2 separate regions of the Homo sapiens genome follow, and region 2 is linked to region 1. Evidence: chromatin loops called from intact Hi-C (ENCODE). Cell type or tissue: HepG2. All regions are shown on one strand.

The links. A loop is a pair of places that touch in the nucleus more often than their neighbours do. Peaks named below come from ENCODE experiments on the same cell type or tissue, not always from the same donor. Only the 100,000 strongest peaks of a DNase experiment are listed, where the experiment ranks them.
Region 2: a loop joins it to region 1, with 5 times the contacts of the local background. A loop is called at or near these places in 1 of 110 quality-filtered maps.

The regions. Positions count from the first base shown.
Region 1 is chr10:34,116,751-34,124,750 of GRCh38, forward strand. It overlaps PARD3 (par-3 family cell polarity regulator), which reads right to left. Exons shown (of 25, transcript NM_001184785.2): 24 at 2,863-2,990. Among named protein-coding and RNA genes, the nearest start is that of LINC02629, 220 kb to the left of the region's middle. In HepG2, no CTCF peak of the experiment used is centred here; DNase peaks (open chromatin) are centred at 151, 4,731 and 5,141; H3K4me3 peaks cover 864 bases.
Region 2 is chr10:34,209,918-34,217,917 of GRCh38, forward strand. The region is part of intron 22 of PARD3 (par-3 family cell polarity regulator); the gene reads right to left. Among named protein-coding and RNA genes, the nearest start is that of LINC02629, 310 kb to the left of the region's middle. RefSeq lists a silencer at 6,384-6,678. In HepG2, a CTCF peak has its summit at 3,812; DNase peaks (open chromatin) are centred at 3,704 and 6,604.

The DNA.
Region 1 (8,000 bases):
GGATAAAATGACTAAAAATAGGGAGCTACAATTAACCCAGAGGGAAAGCTGTAGTTATTTAGGGCACCACTAAATAACAGCGGAGGCACTAGCGGTAGCGGCTGCAACCCTCCTCTGCGTGTAAATATAGATATCTCTACCAGGCGCTTCCGCAGGGAGAGGCGGAGAAGGGAAGAGATGTCGGGGCTCAGAGTAAAGAAGGGAGAGGAATGGGAAGGCGAGGATGAAAGGTTCGGCGGGAATGCATGAGCTACTTTGGAATGCAACCAGGAGAAATTCAGTGGAAGCACCTGCCTCTGTCTTTTGCCTCTTCTGAGGACTGGGACCCAAGTGCCCCTTCTCCCTGGCAACTGCCCTGCCTTCCCGGCCCGCCCACCGCTCTCTCTCCCACCTCCCTTTCTCAGCCCTTGGCAGCTCCCACATCACTGCTCTCATTATACACACTTTGTTATGTTTCTCCTTCAATCCTTAGAGACACTCTCAGGCACGGCCAAAATATATGAAGCCAAACAACTGGCCAATAAAAATAAGAACACAGCCCCTGCCCTGACAACACCATCCACACAAGCTATGAAGTGCCCTGGCCCACCCGTGTGGTCGTGCAGGGAGGGCCATGCCAGGTGGGCCAATTCGTCCACACTGTCAGCTCACCCTTCCGATGGAATGCAGCCACACAGACTGGAGGGCAGTGGGGAGGGGGCAGGGGGGTAGCGGAGTGGGGGATAGGGTGGATTTTACACAGACCAACCTTGATGTCTAATTCTTCAAGTGCTTAGGCATTTGATTCACTGGGTTGATTCACACAGTGACCTCCTTCTAAATGCTGAGGGCAGGAGAGCACTGAGGGGAACTTTGCACCTGTTAATATCCCAAATTTGGGGCCAGGTGTGGTGGCTCACACCTGTAATCCCAGCACTTTGGGGGGCTAAGGTGGGCAGATCACTTGAGGCCAGGGGTTCGAAACCAGCCTGGACAACATGGCAAACCCCTTCTCTACTAAAGATACAAAAATTAGCCAGGCGAGGTGGCGCACGCCTGTAACCCCAGCTATTTGGGAGGCTAAGGCATGAGAATTGCTTGAGTCTGGGAGGTGGAGGTTGCAGTGAGCCAAGGTCGCGCCACTGCACTCCAGCCGGGGCAACAGAACAAGACTCTGTCTCAAAAAATTTGGGAACAGAAGCCCTTGATAGCAACGGGCCTTATAAAATCATGGTTTAGGGCATGGGCAGATTCAGGTTTGAATGCTGGCAAAATGACTTGCTAGCTGTGTGAGCTGGGGGAAATTTACTTACTCTGAGCTGTTTCCTTGTAAGATAAGATTATCTCAAAGGTCCTATAAAGACCAAAACTTTAATGACTCTTACCTACAGCAGGCTAAAGAACCTGGCAATTCTCCTCTTTAAAGGAAAAAATAATTTAGTACTCAAAGGGGTTTTATATAGCCTTATGGATTGAAAAAGAACAACTGAATGAATAAACTGCTACAATAGATGGCACTTATCCCCATGGAGACTCATTCACATCCATGTCCCCTTGGCTGACCTGTATCCATGTGGTGAAGTCCGTTGTGGTTGTTACAGTGATTATTTAACATGTAAAGAAATTCATCTTTTCGAAACAGGGTCTTGCTCTGTCACCCAGGCAAGTGCAGTGGTGTGATCTCAGCTCACTGTAACCTCTGCTTCCCAGGCTCAAGCGATCCTCCCATCTCAGCCTCCCATGGAGCTGGGATTACAGGCATGTGCCACCAAGCCCAGCTAATTTTTGTATTTTTTTATGGAGATAGTGTTTTGCCATGTTGCCCAGGCTGGTCTCGAACTCCTGGGCTCAAATGATCTGCCTGCCTCAGCCTCCCAAAGTGCTGGGATTACAGACCTGAGCCACCGTGCCTGGCCAGGACTCATCTTTATTAGAAATTGATCAAGATCACTCTACACTGGTCAGTCAAGATAAGCATTTGTCTCCTAACTCCCTAAAACTGTTTTGCTCAAAGTCAAAAGTCTACCTGATATCAACATGGCAAATGAATCTTTTCCCACTTAAAATATGTCTTTGTCACCTGATTTTGAAATACAGCAACAAATGCCTATAAGAATTGTGACTACAGGAGTCACCTGTTTTGGGAAGTTTAAAAAGCTGAATGTTTTTCAACATTTTTATTCTTTACTATGCCTGGAAGAAAAACTTTGATGGAAAAATAGTTACTATTTCAATGTACTGGCACTCAGTCACCCTGAGACCCTTGCAGGCCTTTGTCGGAGAACTGGGCCAAGGCGTCTCCCCTGGGGAGCAGGCAAGTAAGGGTTTCTTGCTTGGTTCCCAGCTAACAAGCTCAACATCCCTGAGACCCTCTAAAGTTAAACATGGGTGAGAGCAGTGATGATGGGACAGTAAGAGAGTGAGGTTTGGGACCATGGATCCCACACAACCACGGCGTATGCAGCACTGACTCTCGATCCTTTTATGGAGCTCTGGATTTATGAAGTATCATTTATTCTAATAACCATATGTGCTAAGCCAAATAAGGGTTATCTTCCCATTTTTCAGATGAAGATACTGTCTTGTCCACACAGGAAGCAGGAGAGCCAATACTAAGAAGCCAGTACACGAGTCGCTTCACTTTTTTAGGGAGCTTGTGGGTGAAAATACTGGCATCTCCTGCAATGGGCATTTCCCCTGGCCTCGCAGTACGACAGCCCCCCACGCTAAGGAACAGTAGCCACGGGACATTTATTGGTTCCTCTGTTGCTACCAGGGGCAAGCTGGAGAGGCCCCAGTGACTTGGGAAGGAGCGCGTTCCTAAAGGGCGGGGGATCTTAAAGGGCCGGGGGGATCTGGAGGCTCGGCCAAGCGTCCTCATACCGAGGCAGAGAGCTGTACTGGCGCTGGGCCTGCTGGGAGCTCTCGCGCTCCTCCTGCCGCTGCCGCTGCATCTGCACCTCCACGGACACCGAGTGTCGCCCGCTCTGCGTCGCCGGCCGTGCGTTCGGCTGGAAGAGGAAAATACAAGCACATCGTTAACCAGAAAGTTCTGTACAGATCACACAACTGGTTGACTCCATTTCGATTCTTATGAATTGACTTTGAAAATTTTGAAAATTCTGTGATTTGTTTTTCAAAATCGTTTCTTTGAGAAAAGTGGCATACATATATTTGCTCTTATGAGCCCATAAACACTCAATTTTCTTAAACTGTGATTTTGGCTTTGGCATGTGGTTTAAATTGAAGAGATCAAACTTTCTAGTCTTCTTTAATTTTTTTTTTTTTTTTTTTTTTTTTTTTTAGAGATGGGATCTCACTCTGTCACCCAAGCAGGAGTGCAGTAGTGCAATCATGGCTCACTGCAGCCTTGAACTCCTGGGTTCAAGTGATCCTCCCACCTCAGTCTCCCGAGTAACCGGGATTACAAGCACAGGCCACCATGCCTGGCTAATTTTTTTTTTTTTTTTTTTTTTGGTAGAGATGGGGTTTCCCTATGTTGTCCTGGCCTCAAGCAATCCTGCCTCAGCCTCCCAAAGTGCTGAGATTACAGGTGTAAGCCACTAAACCCAGCGTCTAGTCTTTATAATGAGGCTTGGTAAATGCTGACATAAGACACCATTTACCTCTCTCCAGAATACACAGAGCAGATACAATAAGAATGAGGCTCTTCCAAAAACTAGAAGATGTTAATGCCAAAAATAAATAAATAAATAAAAATTTGCTACAACTCTCAAAAGAGGGAAAGTCCAGGAGTGCACACCTGTGAGGTGGCCATGTTGATGAATTTTGGGGGGTAGGTATATATTTTAGTTTTACAGCAGGATACAGTATAGCTGATTCCCTTTCTAGTACAGGATGACAGTGAAATTTTAAGCCAAGATTAGTTTAAACTAGGTACCAACAGGTCTCCTGCAATCCACAGATGGCAGCCAAACAGGGAACAGAAATGCCTATCAAAAGAACAAACCCAAAAGCTACTCGCTACTTAAATTGGTTATTAGGTAATGCATTTTACCTTAGTTATTAGGAAATGGCAATTTACCTAAGTTAATCATCCCCTATAGAGAACACTTCAATCCTTCTAACTAAATACTTTGGTTAGCACTCCATTTCAGGAGTTCAAGACCAGCCTGGGCACCACAGTGAGACCCTGTCTCCACAAAAAAATTTTAAAAATTAGTCAGGTGCAGTGGCACATGTCTGTGATCCCAGCTACTTGGGAAGCTGAGACAGGAGGACCGCTTGAGCCTAGGAGATTGAGGCTGCAGTAAGCCATGACCGTGCCATTGCACTCCAGCCTGGGTGATGGTGCAAGACCCTGTCTCAAAAAAAGAAAAAAAAAAAAGGAAAAACGAAAAGAAAGAAAAGAAAAAACATACTTTGGTCAGCAAGTCATCTGGTGATTGGTGCTTCTCACCGAAATCAGATTACTGAACGTGTATACCGCATGGTATAGATCAGGTTTCTGGGATGCTTCAATTTCTCACTGACAATGGTTACCTTACCTTCTAGATCTGGCCTTTTGAAATAAAAGTAGCTGTGCTCAAAATATACAATGGTGCCTCTACATTTATGAAACATCCCAATGGTTTGTCACAGCATCAGCAGTAGGCCCCTTAAGTGATCCTTTTCAGTACTCGCCACCCTCAGTTCCCCCTCTGTTATGCAACGTTGTGCAACAGGCATAGTCTGAGTGAGGAATGTCTGTTTGAAACAAGTTATTGATTTTCTTTTAGAGTTGAAAGCTAATGGTAGACTTTGCCCTGATAATGATTTTCTAAAACAACAGAGTCTGAACATTCATTTGGCGAGCTGTAAGATAACAGGTAGCCTTGTTACCAAAAGAATGGCTCCTATGGTTGGCTTTGGCCAGCACAGAAAGAAATCAAGCATCATCTATTGTTCTCTTTCTGCAAAGCCAGCACAACCTTACTTGTTGATAAGCAGTAATGAAGCAATATACAGGACAAACATTTCAAAGCATATGGGCTTAGTTAGTGAGCATATTAAAAATATCCCGATACAAAAATAATGTGTGAGGAGATTAGGCTTTACAATACCCCAGTCTCTACTAGGGGCTTTATAACCACACTCACTGGAACAAATGTGTATTCAGAGACCCGCTTCACAACACCGTTCAAATAACACATCAGTGAGGCCTTCAGCAAGAAAAACACTTCGCTGAGCGAGTTCTGCTTATGCAAACAATTGTTCATCAACTGCATTAAAAGAGACAGACATTTTCTTCCATTACACTTGATGAGGCTGGCCAAAAAGGAAACTGAGCTGTTTTCTTGTCACGGTGAGCAATGGGAAGCTTGAGATAAACCACTGGACAGAAAGAAAACACTACACCATTTCCTTTACACCCTCAAAAGAACCACATTTTCCTTTCCTTTTCACTCAGTGTAAACTATATGCATGTGTCAAACAGTCTTGAAAGATCTGGCATTCTGCAGCAGGATTTAGTAACCAGCTTTTTAAGCTCGTGCTGTTCTGTGACAAGCTGCTTGTGGAGATGTGAAGGGAAATTGCAAGGTCTTGTAGAAATTTCAGGTGTATTTTTAAGTTGTTTCTCCCATAGGCCTGAAAATTTGCTTCTGACAGAGAAAAAAGAAGTTGAAGGACTTGTTTTCTCTGCTGTGTGTTTTCTGACACTGTTCGCCTCAAACTTTATCAGCTACAAGTATCTAGTTGGATCTGGATACATTCCAATGATGACATTATCAGCATATGGGGTCTGAAAACTTAAAAGGAGTGAATGAGTTTGGGATCAGCAAACTGACATATTTCATACTATCATGCTCACCAGGAAGAAACATAAACATTGGCTTCACCATTAATAGTTTACTCCATTTCTCTTTTTAGAACTTGCAAAAGGGTGGGTTACTAAACAGAATCACTCTTACCTTTAAGATAAAACCCTCTAACAGGTCACATATTTCAAGGAAGATTGCATACATGACCAGCCCAGAGCAACAACTAAATAAGTTCATCCCGGCAAGTTTGACACTTGACCTGAATAAAAATCACCCCTCTAATTCACAATTTAAATGAAGACCTCTTAAAAACAAAAACTGGATGAACAGTATTACAATGGCAATCTGGAATTTTACACACTGTGGCTTCAATCCCTATGGCATGAACAAAATAATGTATCTGAGTCCAAGCACAAAAATAAAGTGAAGAAAAGAGGTAATTTGTAACCTCACAGAGAAGTGTATGTTTTCAAATAAAATATCATCAACAACTGCAGCGACAAAGTAACACCCACATAGGGAAATACCTGCGCAGGCATAACTGTAATAACTCTGGAGATTCACCAGAGAACAAGGCGAAGCTCTGTTCTAACAGTGCAAATTACAAATAACCCTGTGATGAAATTGGTTACAAGCAATGACCTTTTAAATAAAAAAAAAACATGGCTGCCAGAGCCATAATAACAATAGAGATTGTAAGATGGAAATAAACACACGAGTATATATTACACAGGATGCTGGAGAGCCATGATATGTAAATCTCTTCATGGCCTATGTTTAAAACCACAAGTGAAAAATATGTATTTTTTTTTGTAAGTGGACTACAAAGTACTTGTCTTTCTCATAGATTATAAAGGGATAATAATTCAAGCTTGAGGAAGCTATACAATGTTGGTATCATTTAGTAGGGTAAAATATAAAAAAATATTTTCCACAGTTTTTTTTTTAAACATTTTGTTTTTATTTTAGAGTCAGAATCTTGCTCTGTTGCCAAGGCTGGAGTACAGTGGCACAATTACAGCTCACTGCAGCCTCAAACTCCTGGGCTCAAGCTGTCCTCAGTAGCCAGGACTACAGGTATGCACCACCATGCCTGGTTAATTTTTTTTTTCTTTTTAATTTTTGTAGAGGCAGGGTCTTGCTGTGTTGCCCAGGCTGGTCTTGAACTCCTGCTCTCAAGTGATCCTCCCACCTTTGCCTCCCAAAGTGCTGGAGATTACATGCTTGTAATGGTCTCATACGGTGTTTTATGAATTAAGTCTTTAAGCATTTCTCTTAATTAAATAAAATCATTGCTTCAAAATAAAAATAGAAAAAAATGAAAATACAAAACGAAATATTTAATAGACAGTTAACAGAGTAAAGAACAAACATGAATATCCACAGTACAAAGTTTCAGTACTAATTAGAACTAGGTAATACTGTAAGACTTTGACAGCTTAATATGCGAGTGTGCTGCCACTTATGAAATAAAATCATTGTTATATTAACATATACATAGAATATTCAATAATTTCAAATAATCTATCACTTTTCTTCTTATAGATAAGGAAAATAGTGTGTAAGTATGTGTGGGTGTGCACGTGTATATATATATCCACACACATATGTAATATTTTTATAAAGGATCACTTTGAGCAGATTTTCTCCTTAAATTATGAATGATAAAAATCTGCAAAATTTTGTATGTCCAAGGGCACATATAGAAAACAAAAAGTAAAATACAAAACATTCAGGCACTTTGGATGAAAACCTGTGATGAAGATGATGGTGAGAATGATGCTGATGACAAAAAGACTAATGGCATTCCCTTGAGATTCACAATCCTTACTTTAGCAATTCACATGAGCTGTGACCCTAATAGGAATTCCATATTCTGATAAGAGTAGCAATTTAAAGATTTGGTAGGGAGCAGAAATCATTTTTATGCCATTAAATCATGTGAAGAGTGTCAACTGTTGACTCTGTTGAAAAGTGGCCAGTGCTAATATTGGTAATTATTTTCTTCAGTAGACTTATGTACAACCTTTAATCAAAACAACGTTAACTTTTGTCTACCCATCGTGCCTTCCCAGCCTTCCGCACCCACCCACACATGCCATAATTATGTAACTATTGACTGAACTCTTGTGGGTCTTGAATGTTGAAAAGCTTAATTGCTCCTAAGGATGTGAGTAATGGCTGAAAAGACTGCAAAGCACACCCGTTTCCCTCATGAAGTTTTTAGAAATGAATGTTTTGGTCTTAATTGTATTTGTC
Region 2 (8,000 bases), 93 kb after region 1:
AATATTTATATGTAAAGTTAATCCTCAGTTACCAAAAATCTTACCTAGTGGAGATGAGACTCATTGAATTTCTAATATATTTTATATGCTGTAAATTTATAAAATTAGCCATACATTGCAAGGCTAGGAAGTTTTAGAATTCATAACAAAATGTGAACATGTGAGTGATACTGTGTCTTTATGAAATGTGCTCAATGCGAGGCCAGGACTAAGAACTTCCCAACATATAACATATAAACACCTATCTTCTCTGTTATCATAATCAATGCAAAAACAGGTCATGTGTGCACTCACACATGTATTGTACATGTATGTATGTGTGTGTGTAGTGCAGGTGGTGGAGAGAAGAGGAATTGGAAGAGTATGAGGAATATTTGAGTTTTCTTTTATTCAGTAAGCTTGTGGTTTAATTCTTCCATGACATGTTAACATAAATCAGAACCACTCTTTCACTAGTGAATTGCCCCACATACTTTGCGTGTGGATGTTGGTTGAGACATTTGGTGGGCAGAGTGGCGATGGGGAGTATTTCTTTTAGACACCACCTTCTGCACTGGAGCCTGCTGGCCTGTGGAGTATACGTAACAGCTCAAGGTGTTATGACCTTTCTACTTACAAGGAGAAGAGATACATCCGGCGGTACAAAGTGGAAATAATTGATCATTCTCTCCTGATTGACATAGTAGATATTAATGATCAAAAACTTGATACCTGGGAAGGTGCTCAGACTATTCAACAAGAGTGACTCTAACTCTGTGGTCTCCTAGAGGAAGTTCACCACATCACTATCATCACAGCCACAGCCTGGACTTGGTTCTCAGGAAATAGGGTGTCTGGGATGATTTCAACCATGTAATTTCTAGGAAAACTAGAATTCAGTGCACAATGGTCATTTAGGAATACAGACAATTGCTTCCTGACTTGACTTTTCAACACAGTGTGGTGGTAAGGGGTTGGCTGCACACTCTCCTATGACCCTGTGCCCCCAATATTAAAGGAACGTACTGTTTTTCACCTGTTCAGGTGACACCTACCAATCATAAGGGAGGACAGGTGACATGTTTATGGGCTTAGGAGGAGTGAGGAACTGTGTCAAGGTCTTTGCATGTGTTATCTCATTAACACGGATTAACAGAATCTACTTCACCGGGTTGACGTGAGAATTGAGAACAGATACACAGCTCTTCAGCCTGTGACAGGCTCATGAAACGCACCGATAAACATTCGCTCTCTTCCCTGGACCCTTCATTCTTGCATTTCTGTGAGGGCAGAGCAATCACCTCCAACCAAGAGATGTGGAGATGTGTCTAGGGTCGTAAAGATTAGAAGGGGGCTGCATAAGGATTTGGGCCCAGTTCTGGCCCGTGTGACCCCAAGCCCTGGTAGGCCCTTGCCTCTGCCAAGTCACCTCCTACAAAGTGTGTGTTTCCTCTTTCAGATCACAGTTAGGCCAGCGGGAAGGGAGTGAGGATACACTTACAAATGCTCAGAACTGAGTGGGGCATACGCAGAGAGAAGGCAGAAGAAAAAGGGAAAGCAGAAACGACAGAGGAAGGGAGCAAAGTTCTAGTTAGAAAATGGAGGCCGGGAGTGATGTTTCACGCCTGTCATCCCAGAACTTTGGGAGGCCGAGGCAGACGGATCACTTGAGATCAGGAGTTCGAGACTAGCCTGGCCAACATGGTGAAACCTCGTCTTCTAAAAATACAAAAATTAGCTGAGCATGGTGGTGGGCGCCTGTAATCCCAGCTACTGGGGAGCGTGAGGCAGGAGAATTGCTTGAACCCTGGAGGCGGAGATTGCAGTGAGCCGAGATCGAGCCACTGCACTCCAGCCTGGGTGACAGAGCAAGACTCCATCTCAAAAAAAGAAAAAAAAAGAAAGAAAAAGAAAAAGGAGTAGAGATGCCTGTTCCTCTCCCCAGGAGTCTCACTGTCTGTGAGCATATCAGTATCTCCACCTTCCCAGGGTTATCCCAAAGATCTTCCCAAGGCTCTTTCTGGTATTTGGGGACACTACACTTCCTTCTTTCCATCAAGAGAAAAGGCCACTTTTTGGTATATCACGTAAGATGTTACTTCTTTGGAATCTCAGAGTGCTCAACTTTTTTTTTTTTTTTTTGCTCCCATATATTTCTGCTCTATTTTGCTTCCATGTGTATTTCTGCCCTCTCCTCCCATTCTTGCATCTACTAACTTAAGTATGCTCAAATCGCTATTATCCTAATTTAACTGATGATGCTATCAGGTGATCCATGCTGGGGAAATCAACACTTACCATCATGACTCCTCCCCCATCCCCGTGACTTTATTCCCCTGTGTTCCCACAACTTCTCCAGTAGAGATTTCTGAAACATCTCTAATAAAATCATGTCAGAACTTGAAGCCCTGTTATCTAGGTCATTCTTCTGGATCTGGTGGTTGTCAACACCTCTCTAAGCAGGCTTCAGTTTTTCTCATCTTTCTAGCCCGACCCCTGACAGCAATGTCTGCTAGCTCAAATTGGTATTGTTATTTTGTATTCTGCTCTTTTCCCACAGCTTTGTTTCCATCATTCAAAAGTCTGAATACTCTGCTAGGCTATGAGGGCACAGATATATTCAGAAAAGGGTCTCACTTAGGGAAATAACTCCCAATGTGTCACCATAAAATGTTAAAAATACAAGGCAGACAAGACCAGGACTGTACCTGGTGCGCCCTACAGCCCCTCGTGGAGTAGGGAACAATGGGAAGGTCAGTTGGGGCAGGGGGGGTTCTGAGGGGGGCAAAGGCCGCAGAGGTGGATGGAGTTCTGTGGAGCAGCTTGAAAAGCCATTAATAAATCAGGAGTTCAACCTGGTCAGAAAACCCTTACATTGAGGATGAACTGGAAAAAAAGAAACTCATGATTAAAAACCAGTTCAGAGGCCTTGCAAACATCCAGGAGAGTCTAACTTATCTTCACCAACACTGCCACCAAACCTCAGGCTCAGAGGCATCATCAGAACATTCTTCTCGAAGCCCCTTCATCTTTCTTCATCTATTTCACTCTTAAAATCAGCTTCAGTCACCCTAAAAATTCACTGGCTTCTCTTTGCTCTCCACACTATCTTAGGCCTTTCCAAAGCTTGCCCAAGTGTTTTATCACATTATCTTACTCTGTTTTGTGTTACTATCACAGAATACCTAAGACCATGTAATTTACAAAGAAAAGAGTTTTACTTGGCCCACAATTCTGGTGGCTAGAAGGTTCAAGATTGGGCAGCTGCATCTGGCAAGGGTCTCAGCCTGCTTCAACTCATGGCAGAAAGTGAAAGGGGGGTGGGTGTGTGCAAAGAGACCACATGGCAAGAGAGAAAGCAAGAAAGAGAAACTGAGGAAGCCGGACTCCTTTAACAATCTGCTTTGCTGGGAACTAATCCACTCCCACCAGAGCAAGAACTCACCCCTATGGGAGGGCATTAATCTATTCATGAGGATCTGCCTCAGTGACCCAAGCACGCCCACCATGCCCCACCTCCCAACACCACCACATTGGGGGTCAAACGTCAATATGAGTTTTGGTGGGGATGAACTATGTCCTAACCACAGCGCAGATGAAGCCAACCTTTATTTCATTCTCACTTCTTACATTCCACTCAGGCCTGGAAAGCCTATTGGTCTAACTTGACTCAGTTAATGATTACATAAATGTTTACAGACAATTATAAGGGTTTGGTTTCCTATTTGGTTATGTGGGAGGTGTAAAGATAAAAGAGAGAGGCCTTCAAAGGGCTCTCAATCCTATAGCAGAGATAAGATGGCTACATGATACCAGGGATAAAGGCAAGGTAAAACCACTGCCTGGCAGCAGAGGACAGGAGGTGACGTGGGCAGTGCTGCTCCACGATTCATGAATGTTTCATGTGATAATGACAAACGATTGACTTTTTTCTGTTATACATTTTTCAACTTATTTTGATTTTTTGCAGGGTATCTTTTTATATTAATTCTTTTTTTTGTTTCGTTTTTAGAGACAGGGTCTTGCTCTGTTGCCCAGGCTAGAGTGCAGTTGCAGTGGTGTGATCATAGCTCACTGTAGCCTTGAACTTCTGGGCTCAGGCAATCCTCCCACCTCAGCCTCCTGAGTAGCTGGAATGACAGGTGTGCACCACCATGCCCAGCTAATTAAAAAAATATATTTTTTGTAGAGACGGGGTTTTGCTATGTTGCCAAGACTGGTCTTGAACTCCTAGCTTCGAGTGATACTCCTGCCTCAGGCTCCCAAGCACTGGGATTACAGGTGTGAGCCATCGTGCTGGCCTTATATTAATTCTCATGTGTGGATGCTTTTGATTAAGTAGAGTACCTAAATTTATAGCTCTTCAGGGTTCACAAATTGGAGGCAGTGGGTGTTGCGATTTCAGAAAGTCCTAATAATGTTATTGCCATTATTAGTCTGGCTATACATGTGATTCTTATCAAAAAATTTAATAATTCTTCCTTGCACATCATCAATGACAAGCTAAACTGACCACAAAGGCCCTTATGGTTTTGAGCAACATAAGCAACGTGGGGTGGTGATGCCCGTTTCTGGGCACATGGGAGAGAAAAGCAGCCTCCCTTTGGCTCTTCCTTGCAGACACCACAACCAATATATAAATGAAAAGAAGTGGCTGATGCCTCTAATTCCACCACTTCGGGAGCTCAGGCAAGAGGACTGCTTGAGGCCAAAAGTTTAAGACCAGCCTGGGCAATGTAGCAAGACTCTGTCTCTGCAAAAAATAAAAAAAAATATATTATTTTAAAGTGTGGTTGTTTACATCGGGTTCATCATTGTATAACGGATATCTGAAAGCATCATACAGAGAGGACCCTCTTTTTCAGGAGAAGCATAACATCAGAAGTGACATTTTGAAGATAATTAAAAATTTACAAAGTCAAGACATTTCAGTAAAGAAAGACTATGAGAGGAATTCTCAGTACTTCGAAGAGTCTAGGCCCCTTGAAAAAAAATCTAAAATGATCAGGCCTGGTTTCTTTTAAGGGTGAGACGCAGTCAGGAATGTAACATGCTAGTTTTGTTAAGGGTTGTCAGATCAACAGTAATTGCAGTGGCCCATTTTGCTTATTAGAGCCCTCTCACCTATTGGCATTCCGGGCATCTTGCATCAATCCTGCAATAAAACCAATTAAAATTGCATTAAAAGATAAAACCTGAAACTTTGCCAATAAACGCTAAATACACTTTAAATACACTCATTTTGCCTCATTCTTGGAAGGTATAAAATGGAAAAGAATGGTGTGAATGTTGCAAAGGCTTATTGAGGACAGTACCAATCTCAGGAGGTCAGCCCGGAAAATACAATTAAGTTAGTAAACTGTGCCCAGACTTGTCAAATTTCCAGGTCTGGTTTCCATCAGTACTGTATTTGAGGGATTTCCTAAGTTTTATGTGAAACTCTGTTTCTACCTGTAATAAAGTAAGGGAGATATTTCTGAGATAAATATGTATTGAAAAATACATAAAATGTCATGATAGGCAAGCTGAAATGTCACTTTCAAAACTCTATCCTTTAATCCAATTCATAGCACATATGTTTCACAAGAAAGCGTGGAATTTGCTCTGTGAACATCTTTTACAGAAATAAGAAGTTACATTTTAAGCATGAAACTTAAGGACAACTTGCATGAACAGAGCTGACCCATCAAGAATTTTGAAGAGTTCCAACTCCATGGATTATAAAAATGTCTTCTAGTTACACTCTTCAGAAGTACATAAACATAGGCTTAACTTCTATCCTTCTATAACGTTTGTAGGACTGCAAGAGGTAAGAATCTTCTAAGGAAAGCCATATTTCCTTTAATCAAAAAAGATAGCGAATTATATTCGCAGTTAAATGAGTGCTTAGCAAAGAAGTGTGTGTGTCACACGCTGGCACAGGTGGATGGAGGAGGGTGTATTTAAAAATAATACTTAAAATACTGTTAGCATCCAAAAATTCAAAATAATTGTCATCGGGTGGTGACATTTGTGGTTTGCATTTGCTTTTCTGTATTGTATACACTTTTTGCATTAAATATGTAGTTGTTAGTATTTAGAAAAATAATTGCTCTATGAAAACAAATAAATGGGTATTAGAAATACAAAGAGAGTAGCTGACTGAATCTACTTGATTGGTCCCAGAGAAAAGAAAATACCCAAGTCAGATGGTCGACACTTATTTCTTACATCAACTGCATTCCCTCATTTGGGCACAGCTGATGGTCTAAGATGGCGCCACAACATTCTTGATGTCCTGCTACCCAGCTCAATATTTGTATGCAAATATTTAGGAAACATGCACAAAATTGAGCAAGTGGGATATACCACTTTAACAATAAGCATTCATAATGCTATTTGTACGACTACCTGCAGAGAACAACACTGGATGATCTCTTTGGAAATTTTATAAATGGAACACTGTCAAATTTGTAAGCAACATTTTAGACAGCAAATATGTTGCTTGGATTTTAGCCGTCTTAAACACTGCAAGCGGCTTAACCTTATCTCCTAGTGCCACTGCCTTCCTGGAGTAATTGATGCTTGGAGTCCCCAATTTCACATAAACCAGGACACTGTGTTATTGTATACAGCAATCTGACTGCTGGCAGAGACAGGAAACTGCACTGAACCCAGATCAATAGACATGTCAACAGTAAGCTGCTTAATCTAATTCAGCCTATCTCATCTCAGGGCACAGAGTTTGCAATTTTGCTGTTGGGTCCCTCTGGCAGGAAATGGTTTGGAAAGTTTAGTCTTAAGAAGTTTAAGTGATATGCTTATCCTTCAGGCTCTTGAATGTTTATTCAGCAGAATAGCTGCTTTAAATGTTTTATAAATGGCAGTAATGTAAACAAGGCATGTCTGACTTCCCTCACATGTGAAAACTATAATGGTGATTTCCTTGACTATGGACATAAAGATTAACACTACAGCCAATTACACTTTAGAGGAAACTGCTTGGGTCCACATTTTTAGCAAATGCCATCTTTAAACTCTGTCCCCATCCCCATCCTCATTGAATGACATTCTTCTCAGAAAAAGAAATGCTTTGATTTATATAAATATTTGTCTCTTTAACTATATTAGACAAATGACTTCTGTGGTTATGAAACCTCAAACGCTTATCCATCAGAGCATCATTCTTCTTCCTTGGAATAGTGTGATAGTGTGGGTGATAGGAAATCGTGGGTTGGTATGGAAGACACAGTGTGAAATCCAGTAACTCTGGCCTGCCTTAGACATCAACATCTCGGTGGGAGGATGTCCACCTCACTGCTTCCCTGTCCCTGGGTGCTCTCACTTGCTTGTTCTTGCGCTGTCTCTGTCTCTCTCCAGGAAGGGAGAACTAGATCGTACACGTCATCACTTGGAAGATAGAGTGTTAAATATCTGATACTGCTCACAGCTTTGGTGCAACTTGTCCTTGAATTATCAAAAAAGGAAGGGTACATATCATTTTCTACCCTTGTAAAAACACTCCCTTTGTACAAGTCTCAATACTTGTATGTATAAGGATAAGCTTTTGGAAAGGCTAATTCATTATTACTGTCATCCTTAAAATGCCCGTTACAGAGGTGTAACAGGTGGTGCGATCCCACTTCATGGATAAGGAAATGGGGGGCCGGTGTGTCAAGTGCCACACCTTGGAGCAGACAGCAGACTACAGGGATAGACGGGCATGGAACCATGCTCGTGGCGTGCACTGAGACAAAGCAGTGCATGAGGAGAAGCTTTGTAATCATGAAGTACAGAGGCAGTCATGCATGACTGTGGCCTAAGGGTGAGATGCTTTTGGATTTTGAATCGTGGGATATTTATTCAGTTCATATTTACTGAATTCCTATTGCAGGTCAGGCTTTGTTCTAGGTACTAGGAACACAATGTTGAACAAGACAGGCAGGATTCCTCCCTCTGCGACTCTAAAGAGGGAGGTAGACACCAAAAGGTACATAAATAAGTAATGTAGTTTCAGATATTGACGGATACCTTAAAAAATA